6 separate regions of the Mus musculus genome follow, and all the other regions are linked to region 3. Evidence: chromatin loops called from intact Hi-C (ENCODE). Cell type or tissue: left cerebral cortex. All regions are shown on one strand.

What was found. Peaks named below come from ENCODE experiments on the same cell type or tissue, not always from the same donor. Only the 100,000 strongest peaks of a DNase experiment are listed, where the experiment ranks them.
Region 1: a loop joins it to region 3, with 6 times the contacts of the local background. A loop is called at or near these places in 23 of 42 quality-filtered maps.
Region 2: it touches region 3 in a loop (3-fold over the local background); 13 of 42 quality-filtered maps call a loop at or near these places.
Region 4: it touches region 3 in a loop (2.8-fold over the local background); 7 of 42 quality-filtered maps call a loop at or near these places.
Region 5: a loop joins it to region 3, with 2.4 times the contacts of the local background. A loop is called at or near these places in 10 of 42 quality-filtered maps.
Region 6: a loop joins it to region 3, with 2.4 times the contacts of the local background. A loop is called at or near these places in 4 of 42 quality-filtered maps.

What each region holds. Positions count from the first base shown.
Region 1 is chr12:4,104,953-4,109,952 of GRCm38, forward strand. Dnajc27 (DnaJ heat shock protein family (Hsp40) member C27) reads left to right here. Exons shown (of 7, transcript NM_153082.4): 7 at 1,850-5,000. The coding sequence ends at 1,982. Among named protein-coding and RNA genes, the nearest start is that of Dnajc27, 25 kb to the left of the region's middle. In left cerebral cortex, a CTCF peak has its summit at 2,593 (motif pointing right); DNase peaks (open chromatin) are centred at 2,604 and 3,682.
Region 2 is chr12:4,274,620-4,279,619 of GRCm38, forward strand. It overlaps Ncoa1 (nuclear receptor coactivator 1), which reads right to left. Exons shown (of 23, transcript NM_010881.2): 14 at 3,483-3,600; 15 at 554-722; 16 at 75-389. Among named protein-coding and RNA genes, the nearest start is that of Ptrhd1, 43 kb to the left of the region's middle. In left cerebral cortex, no CTCF peak of the experiment used is centred here; no DNase peak of the experiment used is centred here.
Region 3 is chr12:4,546,627-4,551,626 of GRCm38, forward strand. No RefSeq gene overlaps it. Among named protein-coding and RNA genes, the nearest start is that of Gm46332, 20 kb to the right of the region's middle. In left cerebral cortex, a CTCF peak has its summit at 2,204 (motif pointing left); a DNase peak (open chromatin) is centred at 2,201; H3K4me3 peaks cover 600 bases; H3K27ac peaks cover 180 bases.
Region 4 is chr12:4,261,891-4,266,890 of GRCm38, forward strand. Ncoa1 (nuclear receptor coactivator 1) reads right to left here. Exons shown (of 23, transcript NM_010881.2): 19 at 1,544-1,718. Among named protein-coding and RNA genes, the nearest start is that of Ptrhd1, 30 kb to the left of the region's middle. In left cerebral cortex, no CTCF peak of the experiment used is centred here; a DNase peak (open chromatin) is centred at 2,225.
Region 5 is chr12:4,280,799-4,285,798 of GRCm38, forward strand. All of the region lies in intron 13 of Ncoa1 (nuclear receptor coactivator 1), which reads right to left. Among named protein-coding and RNA genes, the nearest start is that of Ptrhd1, 49 kb to the left of the region's middle. In left cerebral cortex, a CTCF peak has its summit at 2,701; a DNase peak (open chromatin) is centred at 4,612.
Region 6 is chr12:4,231,770-4,236,769 of GRCm38, forward strand. It overlaps Cenpo (centromere protein O), which reads right to left and starts at 2,196. Exons shown (of 7, transcript NM_134046.6): 1 at 1,983-2,196; 2 at 1,762-1,888. The coding sequence starts at 1,807. Ptrhd1 (peptidyl-tRNA hydrolase domain containing 1) reads left to right here and starts at 2,244. Exons shown (of 2, transcript NM_001204912.2): 1 at 2,244-2,509; 2 at 4,594-5,000. The coding sequence starts at 2,258. The coding sequence ends at 4,764. In left cerebral cortex, a CTCF peak has its summit at 2,186; DNase peaks (open chromatin) are centred at 2,282 and 2,518; H3K4me3 peaks cover 1,660 bases; H3K27ac peaks cover 1,232 bases.

The sequences.
Region 1 (5,000 bases), 440 kb before region 3:
CTCTGTAGACCAGGCTGGCCTCGAACTCAGAAATCTGTCTGCCTCTGCCTCCCAAGTGCTGAGATTAAAGGTGTGCACCACTACAGCCTGGCTCGTACTGATACATTGTTAACACCTTATTGTCTGTAAGTAGCATTGATACATTGTTGATACCTTATTGTCTGTAGGTAGCATTTGATATATTGCTGACACCTTACTATCTGTAGGTAGTAGCACACACCTGCACTAGTCTAGTTGCTCTATAACTTTCCCTTGAGAGACTTTCCTATGCCTATGAATCTTGAAAGGTACTCAGTGAGAGGCCAGGCCTAACCCTGAGCCTGTCTAGATGTCACCTCTAAAGCATTGGCTCCCTGTCCCTGCCCCAGACTGTCTTGGAGAAGGGAGAGATTCTAGACTTGCCTCAAGGACACAGGCTCTCTGGATAAATACAGACTGGCCATTGAAATTTCTTCCAAGAAGGGGAATGCCTCTTGATAACTAATATCAAGAGTACACATGTGAGGCTAGGGGACTCAGTGGATAAAGTGCTTGCTACACAAGCACGAGGACCTGAGTTTGGACACCCAGCACCCACATAAAAGCCAGGCCTGGCAGCATATCCTAGTTTTGGGAGGGCAGAGACAGGTGAATCCCAAGAGCCCATTGGCCTGCCAGTCTAGCCAAAGCAGCCATGTTGAGGCTTAACAAACCTCGTCTTAAGAAATAAAATGAAAAGAGGAAGACCCTGGGCTTCTAGATGAGTGTGCCTGTGCAAGCGCGCGCGTGCACACACACACACACACACACACACACACACACACACACACACACACACACACACACACACAGAGAGGCATTCATTACACATACACACCCGACAAAAGGTTATATATTGCATATGTAGAATGTAACATGCAAAGCTAGAACAAGAAAGTCACGACTCATCTAGCAGAAGGAAAAGATCTGGTGTCTTTGCCTAAAATACAGGACGTTACTGCTGTGACCCCAGACCTTAGTCACACTCCAGATTAACATCAGACTTTCTCCCATCTCCAAGCTGCAAAGAGCATTTATTAACTGTGAGAGTGCTATGAGAAGTCCTAATGAGAACAGCGGCAAGGGCACCTAACACTGCACCATGCCATGCTGACGGGATCACGGGGACCCTGGTGACAAAAGGAATCCTGAGAAGTAAAATCTTGTGGTGGGGATAGAACTCTACAGGAGCCTGGCACCTGAGGGTGATGAAGAGTAGGGATGGGAGCCTGTCGTCTCTGGGCCTTCTCCAGCCAGGTCCTGCTATTCCAGACCGCGGAACTGTCTCATCCTCTCTGGTTGCACGCTGAGTACATCCGTGCTTCCGCTGACTTTTGCCTCATGCTGTATAAGCTCTCTTCCCTTGGTGGTGCTCACAGCTGCCTCCAGCTGAACCTTTGCTTTCAGGCCTGGGCTGCTGTGGTCGTCATCTCCCTGTCTCTCAGCTTTGGGAAACGGCCTCTCTACTGTTTCCTTCCCCAGTTCTCCGAAGCCCCCACCCCATACTAATCACAAGTTCCTTTTCTAGAAGCCTCTCCTGAGGGATTACTTCTGGCTCCCAGGTTCTCATTCCTTCAGTTAGCAAAGGCTTGCTTGCTCTGTGCCTCTTACATGTGTAGAGATGCCAGGCTGCCCTTGATCCTTCTTTGACTGTCTCCTAGACTCAACCTGCACTGTATTTTTTACTTGTATGCAACCCATTGTTTGTTATTTTCTATTCTTTTAGTCCTACCTTTGAGAAAAGGAGGTAATTCCATGGGAGATGTGTAGTGTCCAGATGCAGGATTTGGGGCCAACCTGGTCACTGACAGAGCTTGTCTGCTCTTTGCAGGGAGGAAGTTAATAAGGCCTACCGGAAGCTGGCTGTGCTGCTTCACCCGGACAAGTGTGTAGCACCAGGCAGTGAAGATGCCTTCAAAGCAGTTGTGAATGCCCGGACAGCCCTCCTGAAAAACATCAAGTAGAGGCAGAGGAAACTACAAGCGAGCTCAAGTGCAAACAGACTCCCCTTGAGGTGAAATAACCAACATGGAGTTTTCCTTCACGAATGCTCACTGTTGTGTTCCCTCATGTGTAAGTTAATAGTATGGGTGCCTGTTACCATGTTGTGGCCATTTCTCAGTGAGATGACCGCTTTTGTGTGAGAGATAACCCCACATCTCTTATGCACTTCATTTCTTATTGCCAGATAACTAGGTGTTTGTCATTGTGTCATCGCTTATGCATTCACCTGTGAAAGTCCATGACTGTGACCCACCTGCTCTTCCTCCCAGCAACCCTCCATCCATCCATCTGCCCACCATCAGAGAAAGGAATAACAACAGGAGAGAGAAAGAGCCTGGCCCCCGGGAGCCTGCACCCCACTAAGCGGCTTCCTGGTTAGTATTTTAACCATCAGCCTGTACAGTTAGTAGCCAGAGATGGTGGAGGATGAGGCAGGAGTATTGCAAGAGAGAGGCCAGTCTGGATTGAATTACTTGGCAAGACTTTCAAAGAAAAACAGGCAACCTTGTAGAAGAGTGATGTGAGCTAGCACTGTTATCTGCCCTTTTAGGACACTGACTCTGTTCTTTCTCCAGCCACCAGGGGGAGACAAGCCAGTGCTAAGAGAGAGGCAGTGCCAGCCACAGGAGCTGGAGAACCTGAAGCTCATCCCGGATCCCAGGCCTTTGCTCTGCCCTAGAAATAGTTGCTAGCATCAAGCAGCAAGGATGCTGTGTCCCTGGGAATGAGGGGCCCGACACCAGAACAGAAGCTCTTAGAGGGCGCATTGTGGGTCACTTGGGAGTGTGCGCTCAGTCACACCATTCAGACGGAAAGGCCAGCTTGGGCCTTTCCTGAGCTCAGGCATGTTGGGCACTAGGAGGGACCCTGCATGAGACTCGTCCCTGTCCTCAGTCCTCACCACAGGTGGTGGGAGAGGCAGGCGGGCCCTCTTCCACAGACCCGTCTCTTTCTTCTGCTCTCCTCTCGCCCCACTCTTTGTTACATCCCACATCTGCCATGGCCTTTCCTCTTGCCCTGGGCTCAGCTGACTTGAAATAAGTAGGATCCATTTGGGGCACACTGGGACGTCTTGGGCCTGTGTGGGGCAGAATCCCTACAGTTTCTGCTTGGACTCCAAATTTCTGAATAGTATTTTAAAATTACAAGTATGAAAACTCATGTTGCATAGAGAGAAGCCTTTCTCGTGCTGTTGCCCCTGCCTGGTCCACAGGACTGGATGGAGCTGATGGAGCTGGGCTCATGTTGCTCGACTCCTGTCATCCCTCTGAACTCTGGTATTCTTATTTTGAGCTGCAGCCACCTGTGCTACCTGGAACTCAAAGGATGACTTTTAAATACCTATCCCATAACGGTTGCCAGATAACATGTCTCTTGCCTAAGAAGACAAGCTCTTGGCTTCCTGTCTAAACCCTTGTAGTCCTCTGGGTTTTTCCTTTCTCCATAGTGGCCTCACTTTGCATGGCTGTGCTCTGCGCAGCTGCTCTGAGCTTTAAAATGTTGTTCTTAGTGAACTCAGATGTGTATAAAAGGATAAAGAGGTCTGGCATACGGCTGTATTAGCATACGGCTGCGTGGCTTGAATTAGCTTCTGAGGTGATTGAGCTCCACCTCATGGTTCTCATGGGCCTCAGTTCTGCTTGAGGCTCCCTCACGCCTAGCACATCTGATTATCCAGCTGCTCCTGGAACAGAAAGTGGGAGTCATGAGGATGAGAGGTGTGTGTGGTGCTGTCAGCCTGAGTGCGGGGCCCAGGCTGCGCCTCGTTCAACCACATGGGCAGGAGAGCAGTTACAGCAGGGGGCTTTAGTGTTCCCATTTGGGTCCCTCAGGTCACTTGCTGATTCTCAGATCTTGAGACGCTGTTCCTGACATCTTACTTATATCTAGGGTGGCTGCGTAGCATCTTATTTATTTATTTATTTATGTAAGAGTAATAAAATGAAGAGGTGAAGCCTCAGGGTCCCAGAATGTGTCTGGTTTCTTTAGTCTCTCAGCAGAGCATTAGGAAACAACAGAGCATAGCTCAGAACGAAAAGTATTCTGAACCCTGGCTTCGTGATCCGGTACAGACCTCTGCATTCATTGAAATTCTTAGTGCAGCTGTGTGCTTTGTCCTTCGACATTTTGAAAACTGCTTGCACATTTAAGATCTTAGGACGTCAGCAGGAGTCTCAACTCAGTCATTTCAGAGGCTGAAACGTTTTTATAAAGAACCTTGCCCCCCCCCAAAAAAAAGAAGGGATAAAATATTTGAACAACTGTTATCTTAAAAAGCTGTGTCCTTCTCCATCTGAGTCACCAACTGGTGTCACCTCTTCACTTGTTGGAAGTCCCTGGAGGCATTTCTGAGTTCGTCTTCCAGCCTTCGTCAGCACTTTAGAGCGTCCTCCCCTCCCCTGGTGTGTGCTCTCCTCTGTGTCTCCCTGGAGCTGCTGGGCTCCACTCTCAGTGTCTCTCTAACCCCGGAGCTACTGGGCTCTGCTCTCAGTGTCTCTATCCCGGGAGCTGCTGGGCTCTGCTCTCAGTGTCTCTCTATCCTGGGAGCTACTGGGCTCTGCTCTCAGTGTCTCTATCCTGGGAGCTGCTGGACTCCGCTCTCAGTGTCTCTCTACGCACTGCCGCTTTACTTCTCCATGTCAATGTCGTCTGTGGCTTTGCCAGCATCTTAACTCACGAGTCCAGATGCTGAGAGTAAGGCTGCTGTCCTTCTGCACACTGTACACCATTCTTTAAGGCTTGTATTTACCTCAGGAAACATATTCTAGTATCTTCTCACTGATTGAAATCTCAAGTGATAAATACTTCTTTATACCTGCAAAATGGTACCTATTTCTGTCTTAGTTCGGTGAGCAGCTAGATGGTCAGGTATCTAGATGGTCAGGTACCTATTTCTGTCTTAGTTCGGTCAGGCAGCTAGATGGTCAGGTATCTAAATGGCTGAAAGCTCGTCAGAGTAGGACAAGGGGCTCCTGCCA
Region 2 (5,000 bases), 270 kb before region 3:
GAAGTGCCTGTGTTGTCATGGAGTACTCTGGCACAAACCTCGGGGAAGAGTGAGCCAAGGAGGTCTGCACTCACCTGCTGCTGCCCCTGTAGCCGCTGCTGCAGCTGCAGCCGAAGCTGGTTGGGTGCAGCTGGAGGTCTATTGAGAGTCTGCCGGGGCTGCATGCCCATGTTGGGTGAAAAGGTTCCTCGAGGAGGTGTTACTTGAACCGGCATAGCCCCCAGTGAAGGCTTCTGCCGGACCATGCCTTGGAAAGGGCCAGAGAGACCAGCGGTGGGAGAAGGAGATGAGTATGGCTGGGAATAGAGGGTGGGTCTGTCTTCCATCATCAAAGGTGGTGTTGCTTGCTGTGGTGGAAATCGCTCAGATAATACATCTAATCCGCCTCCCTGTTAGAAAAGAAGCCAAAATAATTTATAAACAAAGTGCTGGCAACACGAGATGTATGTCTACATAAATGTATATGTGGAGAAGTTATCTCTAGCAAGTCTTAGAACACATTCATTCTCAATCCACGCTCTTCAGAAGCTCATCGCCATGTCTGAACAAGCACCTGGACGAGCTTGTCGATCCCCAGTGCCCGGTCTAGCTCAGCCAGCTCCGTTTCATCTTTGCCACTGAGGAAAGACACCAGTTGTTCCAGAAGGGCCTTCTCATCGTTTCTTCCTTCTACTGTTGTTGGTGGACAGAGGAGCTCATCCAGCTGTGAGCTAATACATTGGCTGTGGGAGCAGAAGACGAGAAAGGCAGGAGAAAATGACTCAGGTTTAAGAATGCAAACACATACGCAGAGATATATGTAAAATCTGGTTTTAAAAAGTTCTGTTATGATGTTGGCAATGAGTTCTAGTGCAATGAAATACGCTATAATATAATTATAATGAATTAATTATACTGAAATGAATATAATTAGTGTACAGAGATGCAAAGAACATGTTTTGGATGTATTTGCATGTTTGTCTGGCTACTGTGTGGCATACGTGTATACCCTCATATGTGCACATGAGAAGCCAGAGGCAGATGTTAAATGCCTTCCTCTGTAGCTCTTCACTTTAGTTTCTGAGAAAGGATCTCTCACTCACCTGGAGCTCACCAACTGGCTGGCTGGCTGGCCTCTGAGAGCCTCTGTCTGGGCCTCCCAGAGTTGGGATTACAGATGTGTGCCAGCACACCAGTGTCTACTGATATCTGGGAATCTAAACTGAGGTCCTTAAATCTACAGAAAGTTTTTACCTGCTGAGCCACCTTCCTAGGTAAAACAGTAGTTAATGCACAGTTTGATCACAATCTCCATTCTTTAGTCAACTACTGAGAAATTTCCATATTCTTCTTGTTAGCTTAAAGAAATACCCTGGAAAGTAACTAAATATAAGAAAGGAGATACACTTTTAAAAAGGTTTATTTATTCACTTTATGTGTCTGTGCGTGAGTGTGTGCATCATGATTGTGCAGATGTCTGGGAAGGTCAGGAAAGACCGGTGGGTTTCTAGGAGCTCAGTTACAGGTGGTTGCAAGCCACCTGCTAAAGGCACTAGGTACCAAACCTGGGGCCTCTGAAAGAGCAGAAAGTGCTCTTAACTGCTGGACCATTTCCCTAGCCCCATAAAGAGTTCTTAATAAAAGTAAAACACACAAAAAAAAAAAATCAGTTAATTTATTTTTCAGGTTTATTCTTTTGTGTGCATGTAGGCATGTGTCTGTGTGTGCACATGTGTGTTTATGTTTATATGCGTGTGCGTTCCTACTTCCCTCTCTTTTCCCTTTCTTTCTTCCATCTTTTCTTCCCTTCCCTTCCCTTTCCCCCTTCCCCCTTCCTTCCCCCTTCCTTCCCCCTTCCCCCCTTTCCCCCTTCCCCCTTCCCTTCCCTTCCCTTCCCTTCCCTTTCCTTTCCTTTCTCCTTTCTCCTTTTCTCCTTTCTTCTCCTTTCTTCTCCTTTCTTCTCCTTTCTTCTCCTTTCTTCTCCTTTCTCCTCCTTTCTCCTCCTTTCTCCTCCTTTCTCCTCCTTTCTCCTCCTTTCTCCTCCTTTTCTCCTCCTTTTCTCCTCCTTTTCTCCTCCTTTTCTCCTCCTTTTCTCCTCGTTTTCTCCTCCTTTCTCCTCCTTTTCTCCTCCTTTCTTCTTTCTCCTCCTTTCTTCTTTCTCCTCCTTCTTTCTCCTCCTCCTTTCTCCTCCTCCTTTCTCCTCCTCCTTTCTCCTCCTCCTTTCTCCTCCTTTCTCCTCCTTTCTCCTCCTTTCTCCTCCTTTCTCCTCCTTTCTCCTTTCTCCTTTCTCCTTTCTCCTTTCTCCTTTCTCCTTTCTCCTTTCTCCTTTCCTTTCCTTTCCTTTTGCTTGCTTGCTTGCTTTCCTCTTTCTTTCTTTCTTTCTTTCTTTCTTTCTTTCTTTCTTTCTTTCTTTCTCTCTCTCTCTCTCTCTCTCTCTCTCTCTTTCTTCCTTCCTTTCTTCATTTTCCTCTTTCTCTCTCTCCCTCTCTCTCCCTCTCTCCCTCCCTCCCTCCCTCCCTCCCTTCCTCCCCCCCCCCATATTTTCAGGTTTTGGAATTCAATGAGGGATACTCATGCTTGTGTGGCAGCACGTCACCTAATAAGCCATATTGCCAGACCTTAAGATTTATTCTTATCCTATTGACTGTATGAATACCATTAAATACTATGACCGAATCATAATCAAAACAGCAAATTTATTTTATGCTTTCAAAATTGATGAAACTATCTTGATAATATAAAGTGACTATTATATACAAAAGAAATTAAGTTGAAAAACATTAACATGCTAGTAGTTCAGCCAAAAACCCCACCAAATTGCTGATTCATGAAGACAGTATGCAGTCTAATCTAAGATGACATTAATTGATGTATAAAAATTATATATATGTATATCTATAATTAAAATATTATTATATGAGCAATATGAGAAAGAATTATTCTTCTGGGAAAAAGAAAAGGAAAAACAGTTCAGAAAATTCCTAAGTATATTTATTCTTCCCTTGATTGACATGTATGAGATATAGTCTGTGTTGTGAGACACAGATGCCTGTGTAAATTAAGAAATCAAACTCCACTGAGAATGGAACACTGAGCAGATATATTTTCTTTCCTTTCACATTCTTTCTCTAAACAAAGACAAATGGTGGACAAAATGACCCAGAGCTGAAAGTTTAAGGCAACACAATTGGTACAGTAAGGCCAGTTTATCCATAGGAATACGTGGACATCAAAGCAGTACAAGCGATGACATGTAGAAGGAGACTTGGCATAGCACATCAGTCAAGTGGTGATTACAAAGGAGACCTGCCTGTGGCCATACGGTAAATGCTCTGCTTGATCGGAGCTCAACTACATTCTCCCATGCCCCTTTTTAATTAAACACTCATGTCGAGTTATAGCTCAAAAATACTCGTGCACACTGGGATCCAGTCTGGGGAGGGTAGCTCCTAGTTTAGAAGCTGATATCTCTCAGTGTATAAAATAGAAAGCGTCTTACTTACTCTTCTGGTTTATTCTGATTTATTGTTGTCAAAGTATTATTTGCCCATGGAATCTGATCCCCCGCTCCTGGTTGTCCAAACTGGTTATCGATCGCTTCTAATTCTAGTTCAGGCAATCCTGATTGAAGAGAAAAGGTTCACTGTCACAAAGGAGGACAAGATAGCATTTCACAAGTCACACACTATACAGGAGAGCAGGATTTCCCTATAAACTATTACTTATGATGATACTCAGATTTAAAAAAAAAAAAAACAGGCCGGAACTATGTTTTTGAAACTCAAGAAAACAATACATGCACTTTAGAAAAATTATCTACAGCAGTTTTAAAAAGTTACTTGATTCATGTATGTATGTCTGTGTCCCACATGCATACTGGGCCTGAAGAGGCCAGAGAGAGGGTCGGATCCTCTAGATCTGAAGGTACAGATGGTGGTGAGCCACCTTTGGGTGCTGGGAACTATACTCAGGCCCTCTGGAAGAGCAGCCAGTGCTCCTGACCACTAAGCCATCTCTCCAGCCCTATGTAGCAGCTCTCTGAAAGTGCTATGGCTATCTGTAAACTATTTACACCAGGGAAAACTAAAAATAACCTAAATTCCAGAAATTCTGGGAGTGATGAATTAAGGTATAGATATTGACCATGTGCTGTTGAGTAAAGGAGACTACAGAATGTTCTAAGACACATGTTCACCTAGATTCTGTCCCTAGAGATGCATAAACACTGATAGAACAATTCGACGAGGCTCTCCTTGCGTATCTTTTTGGTTCATGTTAAGCAGCAAGTGAGATTATTTTTCTGTTTATAATGATTACTTGTAATTTCTAAAGTGAGTACACTCCAACCTATCACTGTTATGGGCTAAATTGTGTTCTTCTCCCCCAAATCCACTATGTGGAAATTCTAACATCTAGGACTTCAAAACATAACTAACGGGAGACAGAACCTTTAATGAGGTAATTTGTGGCAAACAGACCATTACTGTGACTCCTAGTTCACTATAACTATTATCTTTATAACAACAGGAGGTAAGGACATTAATGTCACAGAAGGAGGTGGTCAATCCAAGATAAGGGAAAAAGACTTCAGGAGAAACCTTGCTTTGACACCCTGGACTCCTAGCCTCCCAGACTGTGGGAACATACTGTATGGTACTTTGTTAGAGTACCTAGCTAACTAAACAATTTTTTAAAAAGTAAAAGGGCCTTAGAGTTTGCCTCTTTTGTGGTCCTAGGGACTGAGGCCAGGGCCCATGAACGCTAGGCACTGAGCTGAGTACCCCTTCTAGGCCTCGGAAATTTTAAGAAGAAACTTACTTAAGTAGAGTTTCACTTTCTAGCAGTGTCACATACCTGTAATCCTAGCACTCAGGAAGCTGAGGCAGAAGGATTGCCACAAGTTTGAGGCAATCTGGTCTGTATACTGAACTATGTAATGAGCTGGTCTGTACAAACAGCCAGCCTGAGGTACACAGGTAGAGTCTGTCTCAAAGCAAAAGGAAAACCAAAACCTCAAGTTC
Region 3 (5,000 bases):
ATTTCTCCACAATGCTCTGCATCTCCAGATGCAGACTCAAATGGCCCCCAGCCAGACACAGTCAGCGTGGCCACAGCAGCTGTGTCAGCCTGCTGTGCCTGCTTCCCACACCCGGGCTGTTGGATCGAAATGGCCAGAGAAACTTGAGACTCACACTCTAAGATAACTTCAGGAGAGGCGTATGCATACCAATAACTTGTCAGTGTTTCTAGGTATGGACAATACTATCTTATTCCACAGTGTTGAGAAATTGTTTCTATTCCAAAAGGAACAAACACGTGTGGCCTGTCTTGAAGAAACTGCTCCTAGGACACACTGCTGTTGCAAAGATTAGATTGCATTGAACGTGGACTACAGAGATTGCTAACTTAAACTCTTCTAGGACAAGTGGGAATTATTATTCAGTGAGGTGGACTAAAACTTTTGGACACTAGTTATATGCATTGGGCCAGGCAGTGGTGGCATACGCCTTTAATTCCAGGCAGAGGCAGGTGGATTTCTGAATTCGAAGCCAGCCTGGTCTACAGAGTGAGTTCCAGGACAGCCAGGGCTACACAGAGAAACCCTGTCTCGAAAAACCAAAAAAAAAAAAAAAAAAAGAAAGAAAGAAAGAAAAAGGAAAAGGAAAAGGAAAGAAGAGAAGAGAAGAGAAGAGAAGAGAAAAGAAAAGAAAAGAAAAGAAAAGAAAAGAAAAGAAAAGAAAAGAAGAGAAGAGAAAAGAGAAGAAGAGAAAAGAAAAGAAAAGGAGAGCCGGGCGTTGGTGGCGCACGCCTTTAATCCCAGCACTTGGGAGGCAGAGGCAGGCGGATTTCTGAGTTCGAGGCCAGCCTGGTCTACAGAGTGAGTTCCAGGAGAGCCAGGGCTACACAGAGAAACCCTGTCTCGAAAAAAAAAAAAAAAAGAAAGAAAGAAAAGAAAAGAAAGTATGTTACCAGACTATCAGCTCTCAGACTATCATCATCGCCATAGCGATTGGCGGGCTCATATCCCCTCGGGAACACTCTAGCAGGTCCTACACGTTGTGGTGCAAGATCCCAGCACCCACCGCCACTTCTGAGCGGCTCCATTTGAAACTCTTTACCAGAGCAGAGGCTTTGCTCCGAGCAGAAGTTCTGCGCCCAAGCCAGGCATAAAGCCTGGGCGAAGTAGCCGTCCTGGGGAAGCAAGGGTTACCACAGGAGGGGGCCTTCGTGGAGGGCAGTAAGAACAGCTGTCTGTGGGCAGCTGGAGCGGGGATAATTGGTGTGCAATGGAAATCTAGTAGGAGTGAGGGTCTGCCAAAACAAGCAAGGGACCCCGAAGGAGAGTGGAAAGGATACAAGAGAGAATTACCCCAATCACTCCATGTTAATATATTAAAGAAATTGATGTTTCTGGATTTGACATGTAATTTCAAAAGGAAAGAATAATTGCTTTATTCTTCAGAACAAAAAAAAAAAAAAAAAAACCTCCATAAAATGAGCTTTATGAAGAAAATTTTATCCTGAGAGTCACTGGGAATATGATTACTCTTCTAAAAGCATGTCAGACATAAAAGACGTGCTGAGAACCAACTACTGTCAGTTCTGGATGGAATGTCTAGTTTGAAAATGATTTATTCTCCATGTAAGGCTCTCTCTCTTCTGTAATATGTAAATTAGAGGTGGTTCGTACAACCCGGTGAGAGCTAGAGTAAGAAGTTTGGCTTCGAAGCAGTGACTTTTAAAAATAGTTTTATTGTTAATCTCAGTATTCATCAAGTCTCTGATGGCAGGGAATTTAGTTCAATCATTTTTCTAAGTCACTGCAGAGAATAAGTAAGTATTATCAAAGGAAGAAAAACCATTTCTGAATCGGCCTTGGCTCACACGTTGGCTTGAGATCAGGTATCCAACGTGAGCCCCTCTGGCAGGCACTACCCATAGCCTAACCCAAAAGCTCTTTCCACACCTTTCTTGATTAAAACAACAGCAAACACAAAACATTAAATATGTAAATGAATGTCTTAATTTCTCTGAAGTGCTGTACGATCTTGGTAAACCACGGCGCTCCTCTTTCTCTCTGTCCCTAAAAAGGGACGTGTAATGAAGTTGTCCGTGAATTCTGCTGGTAGCCTCCATTTTTCTTTCTACTTAGGGAGACTTAGAATTAAGAGAAAGCCCCTTTGCTCGCCTTTCCTCCTTCCTCTTGGCTCCCTGAGGCGCTAATTTGAGCATTGGCGCCATCTTGTGACAACAACAGGAAAGGTGAGAAGAGCCAGCCAGCCCGGTGCTTCTAGACATCTGAAATGGCACATTATGGGTGGGGCCGAGCCATCTTTAGCTGCACATTGTGTTACTTTCAACCCAAATAGTCCTGAGGTGACATCTTCTCAATTTTTTTATTTGAGGTCGTCATACTAAAAAAAAAAATCACACAGTTAAAATTTGAGGTTATATACTTGCTTTGTAAAAGCTAAAACAAAGGAGCAACTCATTATTGAACAGGTGTTTCTTTTAAGAGTTAATTATTTCTCCTAATTCCATAAATGTATATAATGAATTTTTACCTCATTGTCTTCTCTTGTCCCGTTCCCCCTTTCTTTTCTAGGTCCCCCTTTGTGTTTGATGTGTCTGACTGCCTTTAAGTAGTGTTGCTTGAATGAGCATCGGTGAGGGGTTATATATTACCAGAACACCAGCAACTTACCTACTCCAGAGAAGCAAACGTCTCTCTTATGCCATCAACAGGTCATCTTATAGCATCAATAGGTCTAATGGATCTAGTACGTCTTTCACCTACCCATGTGGGAACATTGGTGGTCTTTTGCAGGCACCGATGCTGGGGGTGTCAAGTTCAGAAGACTGGCTCCTTTCTTTCCACTCCTCCGTCAGAGGTGTCCCCTGAGCCTCAGAGGTGGCACTGTCTCACTGGGGCTGATCCCTGAGCGTATCTGACTCTCAGCCCTTTGACCAGTCATGAGTTTCTGAAGTAACTGTCACCTATTGCAAAAACAAGCTTCCCTGACCAAGGCTGACAGTAGCACGACTCCATGGACAAAACCTAAATATTGAAAAGGTAGTCTGATGGGCACAGTAGGCCTGTTTAGTAAATTAACAGCCACAGTTTCCTTGGTTAGGGCCTATGGTCTCCCCAGCCATGGTCTTACTGATCAATTTTATAATATTATGCAGGAATGCCTCCAGAATGCAAGCAGAAAGTGGTTGGTTACCCTCTAAGTAGCCATGCCATTATTATACTGTTTGGCACACCCTGCCTGGTGAGTTGTACATTGCAGGCCTTACAGCTGAGTAAGATTGCTTATGATTTTTCTTTCCCAGTCACCCAGATTTTGCATCTGCAAGCACTTGAGAAGCTAGCTACTAGGGAGGGACCTTCTAGCTTAGTCCCAGCTTGATTTCTCTCCATCCTATGGGCGAGATATGTGTGCTCTTAGCAGTAGGGGTTACTGTCTAGTTCTCATGGGCAACCAGTAGTGTCAATAGCTGGATTGTTTTGGGGGCCCTGGCATTTTAATTTAAAGGCCATAGCTTTCTGGGAACAATGTTACCCATCCATGCAAGGCCCCCTCATTCAAACGCCTGTTACATTAGTTTACAAAGCAGTGGATGATGCCACAGAGCTTCTTCAGACAGTCTGAACTGTGGCTAGCCAGCTCCTCACCTCCCATTTCTCTCGCCGTCTCCTGCCCCCTCTCCAGCAGCTGTTTTCCCAGTTATCCTATTTATTTGAATTTGATCTCAGGGTCAAAAAGAAAAAAAAAAACAAGTTAGAGCCTTTTTATCATTTCCTTTGGAATGCTACTAAATAAGTTTATTAGTAAGATAGCCCTCCTCCACAGCTGACACTTGTCCTCATGTCTCAACTATGACAATCAGTGAAATCTGAGGGGCTTGTGGTAAAGAAGAATTTTCACTAAAATGTAATCTATTTTTTAAAATTTATTTTTGACTCATCTATGAAATCATTAAAGCTGTACTAAATGCTTGGTACATTTAGTGCGCTAGGTAATGTTTCAATCAGATTTGATGTACTTATCTCATTAAACACTTAGCTTTTCTTCATGGTGAATACTTTTATAAATGCGTCTAGCTTTTTGGACTGTGGAATGCATTGTTAGCTATTATATGGGAAAGAAAATTTAACTGTCAGATGGAACTCAGTCTGTATGCATTTCTCCAACTTTCAATTTTAAAGGTTAAAAATCTACATATTCACAAATCGTAAAAATTGAAAAACATTTTTTTCTTATTAAGCAAAATTTTGTTTTTTTACAAGACAAGGTTTCTCTGTGTAGCACTGGCTGTCCTGGAACTTGATCTGTAGATCACTCTGGCCTGGAACACACAGAGGTCCACCTGCTTCTTGAGTGCTGGGACTGAAGGTGTGCACCACTACTGCCTGGCAAGCAAAATTACTTTTATTGCCATCCATCCTCCTTAAATGCTGCACATTTCCCCCTTTCCCTAGCCCTCATTCTTCATGTTCTACCCCCAAATTCTATCTTCACCCTATCCTCACCTCTGTGGGAGAGCGTTCTTAGTTTACTGTTTTGGATTCAAGCTAAACCAAACACATTTTTCTAACTCTGTATCCTCCGTGGACTCTGTTCCAGAAGTGTTTCCAAATAGAAACATCTCCTTACTTCTACAATGTTCTAAGCGTGCGTGTGTGTGTGTGTGTGTGTGTGTGTGTGTGTGTGTGTCCCTCCTGCGCTTTACAATCTAAGTAAAATGAACACTTGTGAAGTGGGGACTTCTGTAACTCTGTAACCCAAGTTCCATTACAGTGGATCAAGTGTGGGCTATCTTTGGCCAAAAGACCTAAGATTTTAGGATTCACATTTTTCTTAATGAGTTCTCCCATCGATTTTGTTTTATAATTATGGAAGAAGGGGGAAATGGATGATACTTAGACCAGTAACATCTGTTCAATAGGATACAGTTACACTTGGATTTTATTTACTGTGGTGATGGGGGTGGGAGACCCACATGTACCCCAGAGTTGGTTCTCCCTATCCA
Region 4 (5,000 bases), 280 kb before region 3:
CAGCAGCAAGAGAGCAAGAAAGAAAGGTGCTCTAAAACCCGAAAGAAGAACGAACTTAAACAAAAAGAAAGGTAAATACGTCAAAGGCTCTGACAGGAATTGAACCTGGCATCAACTGGGACACTAACCACCGTGGCAGGAACAGTTTTTAGTGGTGAAGATGAGCCTGCCTGGCTCGACAGGGCGTGGGTGGAGGTGAGCAGAGCACAGTCTTTTAAAGTCTTTTAAAGTGCAAGGTGCCACAGAGACAGGCTAGTGAAACCTGTCAGCCTGGCTTCCAGTTGTTCCCCTTCCTTTCTTCTCTTTTCTCTTTCCTTTCTTCTTTACTTCCTCCCTGTTCTCTGCCCTTATTTCTAGGGCCTCTATCTCATGGCTTGTATGTGCTAAGTAAGAACTCCACTGTTGAGCTAACTGCTAGCCATTCATATTTAAACTGATTATGTAGGTGCCCCCAGCATGGAGCATTCACCCCAGGGTTTCACTGGGGAGCCGCTGTGTCTAAGCACAGCAGAAAGATCTGGGAAGGGGGGCTGTGTGCCTACAGGGTACAATTATAATGACAGACTATGAAGTTTCAAGTGAGTTCAGGAAGTTGGGATTAGAACGCACTAGGAGACTAAATGCTTCTTGCATGTTTCAGAGATGGTTTCACCCATTTACACACAGTCTTTACTGAGAGCTACACAGTTCTCTCACAAAAGGTTTCCTCTCCCACCTTTCAGTGAACTTTAAGAGAATGTGGTTTTATGTTTTCAATTTTAACCACTTTACTTATTAGATTGTCAGACTAAATGGCTTCCCTGTCATTAGAACCAAGACACAACCAAATTAAAATCCTTATAAAAGCAAGTGATGTGTGAGAAGTTCAGCATTCAGAATTAAGAAGAAGAAGAAGAAAAAAACCTCAGCAAGGTAACTTTATAAGCTAAGCGGGTAAGATGAGGCCACTAAGACTGTAGACTTGCAAGATCAGGCAAAGCAGATGACTCCAGAAGCCTCAGGGTTGCTGGGTCCCGTCTGAGAGCTTTCACACGAGCTGAATGGAGTGCTGCTATGTGCCTCTCTGCATTTTACTAGTGTGGCTTTAAGAAACTATCTACTCTATTTCAATAAAAAGATTTTCTTATAATCACAGAATGGAGATTTTATTTGAATCAGTGGGTATCAAGCTTGATCTTTTTCTGTACCTACTGAGATAATAAAATATTTTCCTTTTGAAGATATTTTCTCCATCTGTCCTAGGAAAGCTGTTACTGATGGGCATGGGCCTCACCCCTCAGTTGTGTGAGGACGGGGACGAGAAGGCCAGAGCCACTAGACCCTTATACCGCTCACACACAAATCCGCCTAAGTGATGAACTGCTACTTCATACAGTTAACAATCCTATTTTCCTTTGTCAATAACACAATTCAGGTCCTTCCATCATGTAAATGGCAGTGCAGTCTCTCGGACTGTGAACATACAATCACATGAAGGAAGCATGGCTGCTCTTATGGGCTGTGGAGTGCCAGGGACTCTCATACAGAAAAACTATTCCCTTACTTGTTGTTTCCCATTGTTCCTTGCTGCCAGGCCTTCATGTCTGGTGACTGGTACCCAGAAGTAGGTGGAGTTTGCTGGAGCAGAGAGCTTTGAGGAGGAGGGACTGGCATCGGCACCATGGAGCTCCCAGGGCTTAGAGATGGGGCAAAGGTGGCCTCACCTTGGGGAACTAGTCCTGAAAATGACACACATTAATTGATGTAAATACAATCATAAATGTATCAACATCATATAATAATAAAAAAGCAGTTGCTATAAGTCATTTAGAAATTGCTTCTTTAACAGAGCAAAAATGAAGGAAAAGTGGTCTCTTAACATTGTAGGGAATCTTAGTACAAGTAGATAAACAAGGACAGAAGTTTGGAAGGGCTTTAAGTTGCTGTGATATTCATTTCTACAGCAGGATTATATTTGATCTTTTTCTGTTTCATTTATTTATTTATTTGCTAATAAGAATTTTCAAGTTCAAATAATGAACATATATAATAGATTTCTTGTCTGAGCAAAAAAAAAAAAAACTTGAGAAAGGAAAACAATTAGGCAAGAAAAGCCTATTTGTGAGATGCAAAATCATCAGAATGTTGCTGGCCACTCCTTCCCAGGCTTCTCTGTGTGTGCTGTCTTCCTTTCCCCTCTTTGAAAAAAGCTTTCTTTACAGACGAGAAAGTCACCCACGGCATCCATATGCAGTGACTCAGTGAATGCACAGAGTTGTGTGGCCCCTCCCACAATGCAGCTTAGGTGTTTGCTTCCCTCCTGATCTTCCCTGCCTGTTCCTAAGGGACAATCCTTGTCTGTTCCCATGCTATCTCAGCTCTGCACGCATCACCATATAAACTGTTCTTTGCTTTTGAGACACGATCCGAAGGCTTCCAGGCTGGCCTTGAACTTGTTACAGAGTCAAGGATTATCTTGAATTTTTTACCTTCTTGTTTCTACCTCCTGAATTGCTGAGATTATAAGTGTGGATCCACCATGTGAAGTTGGGGTTAAACCTAGGGCCTATGCATGCTGGACAAGCATTCTTCCAGTGGAGCTAAACAAAAGCGTGTGCAGACTTCACAGGGGTATCATATCATCATTATACCATATCTGGTCTTTTGTGCCTGGCTTCTTTCACTTAGCATGACACTTTTGGGATTCAACCATTTTGGTGCATTTGTCAGCTCAGTGTTCATTCCTTTTTAAGTTTAGAAACATGCTTATTAGCAGACATCAATATAACTATGCTAAGAAGCAATTGGTATAAAATAGGATTTTATTTATAGACATTTTGTTCTAGTGATATACATCTCACTGTATGTATGTATAGTCTTTGAAATTAAATATTTGGCTAATTTTATCTTTCCTGTACAAAACTGTTTTGGTTATTCTAGTTTCCATTGTTATTCTTTTCTTATGTAACTTTTAACCAGCTGTTCACAACACCTACTGTATTTTTTTTAACCTATGCTCTTCTCTGTAAGTTTGATTTCTATTTTACTGATGTTATGTATACTTCTATTTAACATGCTCAAATCTCCTTCTAATTTACTGAACACACAGAATGCATTTATAGTTTCTAATTTCTTAAAGTGACGATTTTTGAACATGAAAGTTCCTACCTCATCCTAACATCTGTATGGTGTGTGTGAATGATAGGTCTTACTGTAACATGTTACATATGTATGCAATATATTTGGATTATATTCACATCCTTTATTGTCCTCTCTTGTTCCCACTCCCGGGTCCCTTTTGTCTTCTCAAATAATCTGGGTTAGGTTTGGTTGTTGCAGGCTACACTTTCCTGCTTCTTTGCCTACCTGGTGGTTTTAAAAGCCAAACTTCAGATTTTCTGAATTTTACCTTTATAAGAAATGTACATATTTTTTAAGGCAAATATTTCTTTTCTTTTCTTTTTTCTTTTCTTTTCTTCTCTTTTCTTTCTTCCTTCCTTTCTTTCTCTTTCTTTTTTTTTTTTTTTTTTTCTGAGACAGGGTTTCTCTGTGTAGCCCTGGCTGTCCTGGAACTCACTCTGTAGACCAGGCTGGCCTTGAACTCAGAAATCTGCCTGCCTCTGCCTCCCAAGTGCTAGGATTAAAGGCGTGCGCCACCACGCCAGGCGACAAATATTTCTTAAGTGTCTTTGATCGTGGTTAGGTTATACAGAAACCAAAGCTCTTTATGGGTCTTGTACCTAGAAAAATCAAGATCAAGATTTGGGTCGGGACTTATTCTTGCCCCACTTGAGGTAAACGATATTCTACTCGACACCCATGAGTTATGAGGTTTTCCAGGTCAGTTAGACGGGAAAACGGCCCCGTGTGAACTCTGAACACTGTTTCTTCTAATCTTCAGGCCTGCTGCTTGGGCCCTGCTTGTGTGCACATGGGCACACATGTGTGCAGGCCGAGAGCTGCCGCGGGACCCTCTGTATGGAGTCTTGGCTTTCTGTGGGTAGCTCTCTCCTCAAGCTGTGCCCTCTGCACCAGCCACTTCTGCTGGGCTCTGGTCTGCAGTGAGCTGTCAGTCCCTAGGATCACTGTTCCTGTCCTTGGACACTTTCTGTCCCAGGGAAGAGTGAACATGGCTGCTGTCACTCTCTTAGGCTAAAACAGGAACCCTTAAAAATTGTGTTTCTCTTCATGTTTTGTTACGCTAGTGCTTTCTTTTCACTTGTTTCCCTAAGCAATTGTAACTTAAAGCTGAGGTTTTTCAAGACTGATAAAGTTATAAAAATCTAGAAGGAAAGAACAAGCAGCTGATAATTTAGTATAATACTTTCAAGTATTCTTCAGAAAGTCATGTATCTTCTTTAAAAAGATTTATTTTTATTTTATGTGTCTATGTGAGCCTCTGCACATATGCATCTGCACCATGTGCAGGCCTTGTGCCTACAGAGGCCAGAAGAAAATGTCAGCTCTCCTGGAGCCCGAGTAACACAGAGGTGTGTAGTATGGTTTATCTTGTGCACCTGGCCCTTTAAAGGATCCCCAGTTGCTAGCCAAATGGCCCTTTAAGAATTCTTAGGTGTTAGAACTACTTGACTCTATGACCTTCAGTGTTAGTTGCCTCTTGGCTTTCTGGAAGCAGGATAGATTATAAAAATGCCAGCTGAGGCAGAGAAAGTAGATTGGGTTAGTAGAGTGAGAAGAGAAGGCAGTTGGTACAGAAGATATTGTTAGGAGATAGTTGAGTTGGGAGAAGCTGAGCTCAGCAGAAGCTAGAACAGTTGGGGAACTGGTGGGAGAAACGTTTGGAGGGGCTGGGCTGTAAACTGGGTGGAGGGCTGGCCAGGAATTAAGAGACCTGGCTAGCTACTTTACAGCTGTGAGCTGCCGCGTGGATGCTGGGAGCTGAACCTAGGTCCTCTGCACTAGTAGTGACCGTTCAGCCTCATGTGTAGTGCTGACCTCTGCCTTTCCCTGCCATAATGTCATGGGTCCGCTGCTGTGGTCTTATGTCTTTACACACACAC
Region 5 (5,000 bases), 270 kb before region 3:
CAGAAATCGGCCTGCCTCTGCCTCCCGAGTGCTGGGATTAAAGGCGTGCGCCACCATGCCCGGCTAATGCTTTCTTTTATAAGATTTGCCTTGGTCATGGTGTCTCTTCACAGCAACAGAATAGTAACTAAGACACACTATTAGACTATGCGCCTGGTGCCCTTGGAGGCCAGAAAAGAATACCATATCTTGTAGAACTGGAGTTACATGTAAGTGCTGAGAATCGAACCTAGGCAACAAGTGCTCTTAACTGCAGAGCCAACTGTCCAGCCTGACATGTCCTTTATTTAAATGCAGGTAATTATAACTTTTAATTAAACTTAAGTCTAACTGGGACAAAGGGTATAAAAATCAAATCTGTAGGATTCTGAAAAGCACAACAAAAGATAAAACTGAAACAGTGATGGGCAAGTCTCCTCTTGCTTTCTCTCAGAGGTTAAGTCAGGTCAGCAGCCATGGATTTCCTAAGGCTGCCCTGCTCTCTGCTCTAAGAGCAGAGCTTTAGTGCTAACCATTTAAGAACTAGAGCCTAGAGAACATGTACATGGCTGTGCACTGTCACTGCCAAGCAGTAAGATCGTTTCTTAATTCAACGTTAGACACAACATCTTATTTTACTAGTCGGTGGAAAATGCTAAGAGAATAAGATAAAATATTGTCAAAAGAGCTAGACATGGTGGCATGTGCCTATAATCTTAGCATTGAGAAGCTAAGGCAGGCAGTTCTAGAGTTGGAGGCCAGCCTGCCTTATCTCAGATTTAAAAAACTAGCCAGGCGGTGGTGGCACATGCCTTTAATCCCAGCACTCTGGAGGCAGAGGCAGGCAGATTTCTGAGTTCCAGGACAGCCTGGTCTACAAAGTGAGTTCCAGGACAGCCAGGGCTATACAGAGAAACCCTGTCTTGAAAAACCAAACCAAACCAACCAACAAACAAACAAACAAACACCAAAAAAACTAAACCCCCAAAAGGATGGAGAGAGATTCATGTGTTAAGTCTGATGTCCAGGCAAACATATGTAAATAAAAACAAACAACAATAAAACCTACAACTAAAACCACTTTGGCTCACTTAAAAGTTTTGTTTATATAGGTTGTATGTTTAAAGGAAGTTTGTCTTAGACCACTTCAATCTTTAGACTTCTTTCAGAAACTGCCTTTTATAGAAACTTATTAGAAGGTAGGAAATACATAAGTTTTCTGCTTTGTTTTGGGGATCCCTATTTTTAGTCATGCTTGTTTTTTCACCACAGAGTATATATATTATATGTGTGTGTGTATACATACACACACACACACACACACACACATATAATTGTGTGTGTGTGTGTGTAAGTAAAACAGGACAAAGGTTCTTTTCCCGAGAGAGGCAGCTACAAAGGGCCCTCAAAGGTAGCTTCTAGAGTATCTGCATATACACACATAATGCCATTCTTTCAGATGACAATTTGCTACACTGTCCATGACTCCTAGGCTCCAGTCATCCAGGCTGCACTCTGCCATCAGCTCAACATACATTTCATCAACTTAAATCTAGCTAAAGAGAAACTCTGTACCCACATTAGCTACAATGAATCCAGAAAAAGGTAATTAAATAATTTAACAATTTTCTGCACAGCAAGGAGAAGGCATCATCTTTCAGGAGGTGGCTTTTGCCCAAGTTACTATCTCCAGTAGCTGACCCAACAACTTCCCATTCTCACATTCACAGTCAATCTTCCTCAGCTGTTGAAAAGGAAACTTCTGGAAACTTTGTGTTATATCTGGCTGGAACTGTGTATGGCAGTTAGAGTGTCACTGTTGTCTTTTAAACATTAAGTAAATAAGGGCTGATTTCTTTAGTAAGTAAAAGCTCCTATAAATTAGTAAGAACCCAATAAGTCAAGTCGATAGATGACCAGAGATTATAAAGAGATCTCGTAAAATCATTGAAAATGGTCAACTTAGAGTAAAGTACAGTTTGAAATTATATTGTGGAAACACAAGCCCATCATTATAATGATGAGAAAGTAGACAATTCAAAGTGCTGTGAAAGGCATACAGCAACAGGAACATCAGCAGCACACTTTGTGAAAAGCATCATTCAGTCCTATGTATGTGTCAGTCCTCTGATCCAGACATTTATATTTACAATTTGTACTTCACATATACCCTCATAAGTAATAACTATCTCTACAAAGGGTTTTTTTTTTATTACAGCTCTGTAATAGTAAAAGATAGCAGTCATCTCAAAGAAAACTTAACCCTCATACAGATACAAATCAGTGCAGATTAGGAACAGCAAGCTGTCCAAGGAAAAGGCTAACATACAAAACAGTCAGCATGGATAGTATGATGCTCTGTTCCTCAACATGTAGCCAGGCTAGCCTTGACTTTGCTTATGTAGCTAGGTTGGCTTTTACTGGTGATCTTCCTGCCAAGTGTGTGTGTGTGTGTGTACACACAAACAGAAGATGAAGAGAAGTCTGTGTGTGTCATATAGTTAATATTACATAGTTTTATTGGTATTGTTTTGCTATCTTATGTGACTATGTTAATTACTAAAATAAAATTTAAAATCCCATACTATATGTAACATCTAAAACAAGAAAGTACAATGACTCTTAAGTACTAAAAATTTATTCCATTTGGAACTTATTACTTTATAGTTATATTTTTATGCTCTACAAGTTAATAGGATTTTAAAAAATAATCCTTAAAGCAGTATCTGTTGCAGGACTGTAGAAACCCCGGCAGGAGGAGCTCGCCTGTGTACTCTGACAATTCTGGAATTCATCTGGAACCCTCTAACCAGGCTGCAAGTCTTTTAAAGAGTCTCTTTATGGGTAAACTTGATTTAAATTTTGAATAAAACAAGCATTGCTAGGATGGCAAGATGGCACGGCAGGTAAAGGCCCTTGATATCAAATCAAGGCTGACCTCTGTAGTTACTTTGTGCATCTGAGTCTCCTGCCTCTACCTCCCTGAGATTACAAGCATATACCACCATGATTAGGTTTATGTGCTGCTAGAGATAGAAGCCAGGACATTATGCATGCTAGACAGCCACTCTGCCAGCTGCACTACACCCCTTTTACTATTTCCTTATTTATCTTAATATTGCAAATCTTTATCACAAATTTAAGATCTGGGGAAATCCCTGATCCTACCCAAAGCATTAACAACCATGGAGAGTGTGGCATGTTGTTCTTTTAAAAGATCCTATTGAGAATAGTAAAAAGTTGCATTCTTGGGCTTAGCTGCATTCCTGAGGGAGTGAAAGGCTACTGTACCATGCAGTATTTAAAGCTTCATTCTCACACTGAAAAGGAAGGAAGAACACTTTTATGGCCCAGCCAGGGCAAACTGTCTCTCTCAGTAACATGACTAGCTGATCCCTCACGTATTACAATTTAGATGACAGCAAACATTTTTGCTCCACTGTGCTTTTAGAATCACGTTTATTGCCTCTTGCTCTTTCCTTCTCATCACAAAGTGGAATGCAGAAGTGAACTCTAACTTCACTTATGTGTGGTTGTATGTGGTTGACCTTTCAGTAAGAGTAGCTAATGGGCAGCCATTAACCCTGGTGTCACAGAAGTTAGACTAATAGAACTCAGAAGCCCTGCTCAGTGAAGGAGATAGGACAGGCAGATCATAGGAAGCACTCCTTTGTCAGAGAGCCCAGGCTACCCACTCTGTGTACTCCTTTTCACTCTGACATGGAGTAAGGCTATGCTACAGGTTATAGCAGATGCATCAAGGCCAGGATCTAACAGAGAAAGCATGAAGAGCCTTCCTCAGAACCAGAGATCTATCCACAGGCTCACAGGGTCTCATGCTCAACTTGGAGCTTGCAGATTTGTGCTGAATCTGTGCTAGTCTGTCATGCCTAGCTTTTTATTTTTATGTGGGTCTTGGGAATTGAATCTGGGCCCCTCTGCTTGCAAGCACAGTACCAATTAAACCATCTTTTCAGTCTTGGTATTATTTCTTTGAACAATAAGTTTCATTAAAAATAACATTACAAATTATCAAACGTGCAACTGACTCCCAAAGACAGGGAAATGGAGACAGTTCAAAAGGACATTGCAAGGGAGACAACTACTGAGAGCATGAGGCCAACCTGGGCTACTCTGCAAAAGTCTGTCTCAAAGCAATAGCAAGAGCCCCTAACAAAAACCCAAAAGAACAAAACAAAAATCAGTGAAATAAGAAAAATGGAGAGAGAAAAAATCCCCAGCTGAAAGGAAATGAGAAGCAGGAGAGCAGAGAGAGGAGCAGACTCGGGAAGTCTGAGGATAAAGGAAGTGAGAAGCAGGAGAGCAGAGAGAGGAGCAGACTCGGGAAGTCTGAGGATAAAGGAAGTGAGAAGCAGGAGAGCAGAGAGAGGAGCAGACTCGGGAAGTCTGAGGATAAAGGAAGTGAGAAGCAGGAGAGCAGAGAGAGGAGCAGACTCGGGAAGTCTGAGGATAAAGCACAGATGGACACAGCTGGTGCCACAGCTCAGCTAGATTAAGACACAGTGGAGAAGAGTTTCCTAAACGGGTTTCTCAGAGGAGGATCAGAACAACTCAGGAACAGGCCATGGCTGTTGCTTGGACAATGAAAGGACAATGAACAGCTGCCACCAGACCTCTGCACTGATGCAGCTGACTCTGGAATGTGCCCATGGATTAAGATGGTGAGTTTGTGACTCACGGTAGAAGTTCAGCCCAGGGAGTCTCCCACAGTGGGTGCCAGGGCTGCCACAAGGAGGTTCCCTGTTGTGGATCTCTAGTCCCTCTCAGCAACTGAGAAATGAGTCCTCTATGGTCAGAATCTATGTTCATTGCCAGGAAAAGAGCATCTTACTTTAGCTACAGAAACATGCTAGCTACCAGAATTTTCAAATTCTAAGTCTTCCAGTACATACTGAGAGACAGTAAAAATTTACCACTCAAGCAATGTCAACAGCAGCAAAGAGAGGACAAACAAATTTAGTAATGAAAGAAACTTAAAAAAAAAGTACAGAAATGGATCG
Region 6 (5,000 bases), 310 kb before region 3:
GTGCTAAACGCTGACCAAAGCAGCAACTCAGGGAGGAAGGGCCCATTTCATCTTACAGGTTACAGTCTGCCATGAGAGGAGTCAGGGCAGAAGTGTGAAGCCGGAACTAAAGCAGATGGAGGAACGATGCTTGCTGGCTTGCTCAGTTTGTTTTTTATACATCCCAGGACCACCTACCTGCCCAGGGGTGGCAAGAACTCAGGGCAGGAACTGAAGCAGAGACCATAGAGCAACAAGCTTATTAGCTTCCTGCTACTGCTCAGTTAGCTTTCATATACCACCGAGGACCACCTGCCGCAATGGGTTAGGTGCTCTTCCAATTAAGAAGCAATAAAAAAAAAAAAAAAAACGCCCTAAAGAAACTGCCCATAGACCAATCTGATGAGTTAATTCCTTAACAATTGAGGTTCCCTCTTCACAGGTTGCATCAAGTTGACAACCAAAAACAGTCGTCACAATAGATAACTCATATATCTAGGGCATATTTATTTATTTATCTGTTTATTGAGACAGGGTCTTTCCTACACGACTGGCCCAGAATTCACTATGTAGATCAGGCTGTCCTTGAACTCACAGAGATCCACCTGCTTCCACCCAGAGTGCTGGGATCAAAGACATGTACCATCACAACTGGTCTGCCATAAATTTATAAAGCCATAGGCCCAAATAACCAAACCAGAGACCATTAACCTCTCTGCTGGCCACTGGTGTAAAAACACCCACTAATTAGTACGCTCACTTGAAAAGAACAAGAGACTCCTGATTTGTCTACTGCTTGCTTTGTGGGCAGCAGCATTTCATCTAAGCCTGCTTATCACAGAAGCACAAATCTATGGTGGGAAAGGCCGATTCTCCATGCTTTCCCACAACCCAGATGAAACCTCCCTAGAGAAGTCCAATGCTTCACCTCATGTAACTAGTTTCCTTAAGCAGATCCAATATTTACTTTGCAGGGTTCACAAGAATATACATTCACAAAAATCCTTTCTTCATTTGTCTTGGGACAGCCCAGACCTGGCTCATTCATCTATCCAGCCAAGGCTAGACATCAAATTACTAGTGTATAGCTCCTTTAAAAAACAAACAAACCAACTTGCATAAGATCAAGAGAGAGCCACAGTAGGCAGCATGTTGGCCCTTCACTTGCTTTTCTTCCCGTTACTGACTCCTGACTTCTTTTATTTCCTCTGGAGCCTGAGCACAGCAGTTCCTTCTCTCTGCTGTATTTAGTTCCTCTCCAAGTTCACACGATAAGCAGTGGTAATTGCCAAGCAGAGAGAGAAAACCAACATAATCATAACTAAATGTTTCAATCTTTTGGATTGGAGATGACAAGGGAACTGGAGAATAATTGACCTGTCGAAGTTTGATGATTATTCACAAACTTTCACTCGTCACTTGTTTAGCCAGGTGTGCTGACACACAGAAGGGCAAGTTACTGGCAAATTTGGGATTACATAGTAATTTAGTTCTAGGGTATGGATTATACTTGATTGCAACATATTTTTAACAATTAAGTCATCAAACTTTTAGTTTTTAGTAACAATTTCAACCCACATGATGCTTTCACATTAAGTTTTGTTTAAAGGAGAAAGAAAATGAGGCAGAACTATAATGTGTCCAAGCCACAAAATTTCCTAAGATAGAGCCCTGAATCAAATCCATATCTAATCGCCAAAGTTACTGCCTTACAGTGTCCCTTCCTTTGCAATAAAGTCTGGAAACACTGTGGTACAGAGAAAGCCAAACCCCTTTGAATACCTCCTTTGCACTTCCTGCCTGGACACAAAGTATTTGCAGACTCCATCTCCTCTTCGGGTTCTCAAGTGTTTTTTCTTACGATGCTGGACGTACAAGGCAGGGTTAACATGGACCCGAACGTCCTTAACTGTAAATAGTAAAAGACACGCAATCACCAATCTATTGCCACTATTGCCTGACAGTCCCGGGATAAGCAAAGTGTCCCCGCTGGCGTCCCTTACCTTGGACTGGTCAGCCCTGTCCACGCCTACCTCACCGCCGTGGCCACTATGGTCCAGCCGGGCTTCCTCGAACACCCAAAGAAGCTGTACAGTAATGCTAATCTGTCTACCACTGGGTCTTGCTTTCTCGCCAAAGCTCCCTCACTCAGGATGCAGTTTAAGAATTCCCGCCGAGAGCAACTGAAGTAACAACGTAACCCACTGATCCCAGAGTGCTTTGTGCTTCCGCCGTACACGAACATGGTGGCGCCCAGCAGCTCCACACTAATCCCAGCATGCACCGCAAGGTACGTCCGGCCAGTCTGATGATCAGGAAGATGGCATGCTCTGGGGTGGAGCCACAGATCCTTGTACAGTACTTAGTATTACGAAAGGATCTATCTCAGGCTCCCTTTTCCTGGCCCACCGGCGCACTGGTAGCGCAGGCTTGTCACGCCGCCACAGCAGCCTTGCACCTTCATCGAGACCATCCGCACACGGCAGCTTATCTCCGGGAGCTGGGGCGCATGCGCAAGGTGGTTCTCGAGGTGAGGCGTGGGGAGTATCCGGAGGGACCCTAAACGGGGGTGGGGTGCCGAGGCCGGAAGTAGATCTGCTCTTGGGCCCAACCCTTAGCTTCCGGAAGTACGTGTGGCATGATTGTAGGAGGGATCACTAAGAGTTTGGGAATGGTCTGCGCTACGCAGTGAACCTTCCCTTTGGCAGAGCATGACTGTGAAGAACCGACGCAGACCCTGCTATCACAGCGTTCACCAGAAATTGGTTGTTCCAGTGTCCCTTAGATCCCTGGGAACGAAGCTGGGGAAAGCGTGGCGCTTATGCCTGTGCACCAATCTGCCTTTTAAAACTGGGCCTAGCCGGGCGAGGTGGCGCACGCCTTTAATCCCAGCACTTGGGAGGCAGAGGCAGGCAGATTTCTGAGTTCGAGGCCAGCCTGGGCTACAAAGTGAGTTCCAGAACAGCCAGGGCTATACAGAGAAACCCTGTCTCAAAAAAAAAAAAAAAAAAAAAAAAAAAAAGAAAGAAAAAGAAAAAAGCTGGGCCTAAAATTAGCACTGCCTTAATATTGTTAGTAAGAAATAGAGGCTGTTTATTTAAAAGGAGAAATGCTCAGTGAGTGGGGAAAAGGAGTATGTTTTTCAGAAGCTCTGAGTCTCAAGTCTCCTAACTGACATTTACATAGCACCTGCTTCTCTAGAGAAATCTTTATCCAGGAAAACACTGGCAAAGGGGTGAGAGTGGAGGAACAATGGCCAAAGGGACCAACGTGCCAACCTACATCTGTGTTCAACTTTCTGAGGGGTCCTTTCCCATCTTGGTGATTTACATACGCATTTGATTAACCCTTTTTTAAAGATCTACTTAAATTCTGTGTAGGTGTGTGTGTCTGTGGGACATATGCACATGGGTGCAGACGTGTAGGTGTGTGTGTCTGTGGGACGTATGCACATGGGTGCAGACGTGTAGGTGTGTGTGTCTGTGGGACGTATGCACATGGGAGGACAGAGTAGGATGTAGGCTCTTCTGCAGTTATAGGCAGTGAGAACATCCCACTGTGGGTTCTAGGAACTGAACTCTGGTCCTCTGGACACGGAGCATCTCCTCAGCTCCTGGACTAACTCTTAAGGGTTAGGACCATATGATATTCTTTACCAGAAAGCCTTCTCCTAGATCTCCTGGAATTTAAAAAAGTTGTATTTGTATCCAGGTCAAGATCCTGTTGGCCTTAGATCCTATTCTGCTGACCAAAAAGCATATAATAGGGTAGATGAAAAGGGTTGGTGAGATGGCTCATTGGGTAAAGGCATATGCCACCAAGTCTGACAACCCTAGTTCTATCCCTGGACTCACTTGATGGGAAGAAAAAAAAAACAAAAACAAATCTTACAAGTTATTCTCAGTGTGCATGCATAATATAATATTCTAGTTTGCTTTTTGTTGCTGAGAAAAATACCATGGCCAAAAAAAAATCAACTTGGGAAGGAAAGGATTTATTACACCTTACAGGTTACATCAATCATCTAGAGAAGCCAAAGCAGGAACTTAAGGCAGAAATCTTGAAGCAGAAACCACAGAGGAACACTGTTTACTGGCTCTCCTGACCTTCAACTATTTTACTTATACACTTAAGGCCAATTTGCCTAGGGATGGTACTGCCCACAGTGGACTGAGCCCTCTTATATCAAATAGTTGAGAGATGTGTCCTGCATCAACTTAGGCTTGGGCCTGAGGGGATGAGAGAGGGAGAAGGAAAGTATATGTAATTTTAGAAGTCTTCCCAGTGGTCAGCTGAGTCACAGATAGCTTAAGGGTGAAGGTGAGCTGCAGTAGGCGCCAGCCATAGGGAACTAGAAACTATATAGCAGAATTCAATACAAAAAAGAGAATTGCATTTTATTAACAGGGTATCGAGCCTCCTTCTCAGCCCCTTCCTAGCCACTTCTGTAAGATCCTAAAAAAAGGAAATAGCAAACCAATGGGCACAACTGTTGCTCTACAGTTCTTTGGTGGAGCCACAGCTCCAGTTACAGAGCCCGTCCCCACTCTTGTGACCTTCTGACACTTCCTAAATGGGTCATTCAGTCTGTGTTGTGTGTTCTGCAACTTGTAGGCTGCTGATGAGACCACCTTGAAGGAGCTGGCTGAGACCCTGCAGCAGAAGAACATTGACCACACGCTGTGGCTGGAGCAGCCGGAGAACATTGCCACATGCATAGCCCTGAGGCCATACCCCAAGGAAGAAGTGAGCCAGTATTTGAAGAAGTTCCGATTGTTCAAGTGACTGTAGTTCTGGGAGAACTGAAAGTCAGCTGGGTCTGGGGAGCCAAATGGCCACCATCCTGAAGCATTGTGGGTTCCTTTCAATGTTGTTATACTCTTCCCCTCTAGTTATGGTGGTTTCTTAAGAACCAGCACAAATTCAAATTAAAGCTCTCATTAATAAGCACCTACTACTATCATCATTATCATCATTGCCACTAAGTTCAAGTGAGGAGAGTGGATAAGCATCACTATTAT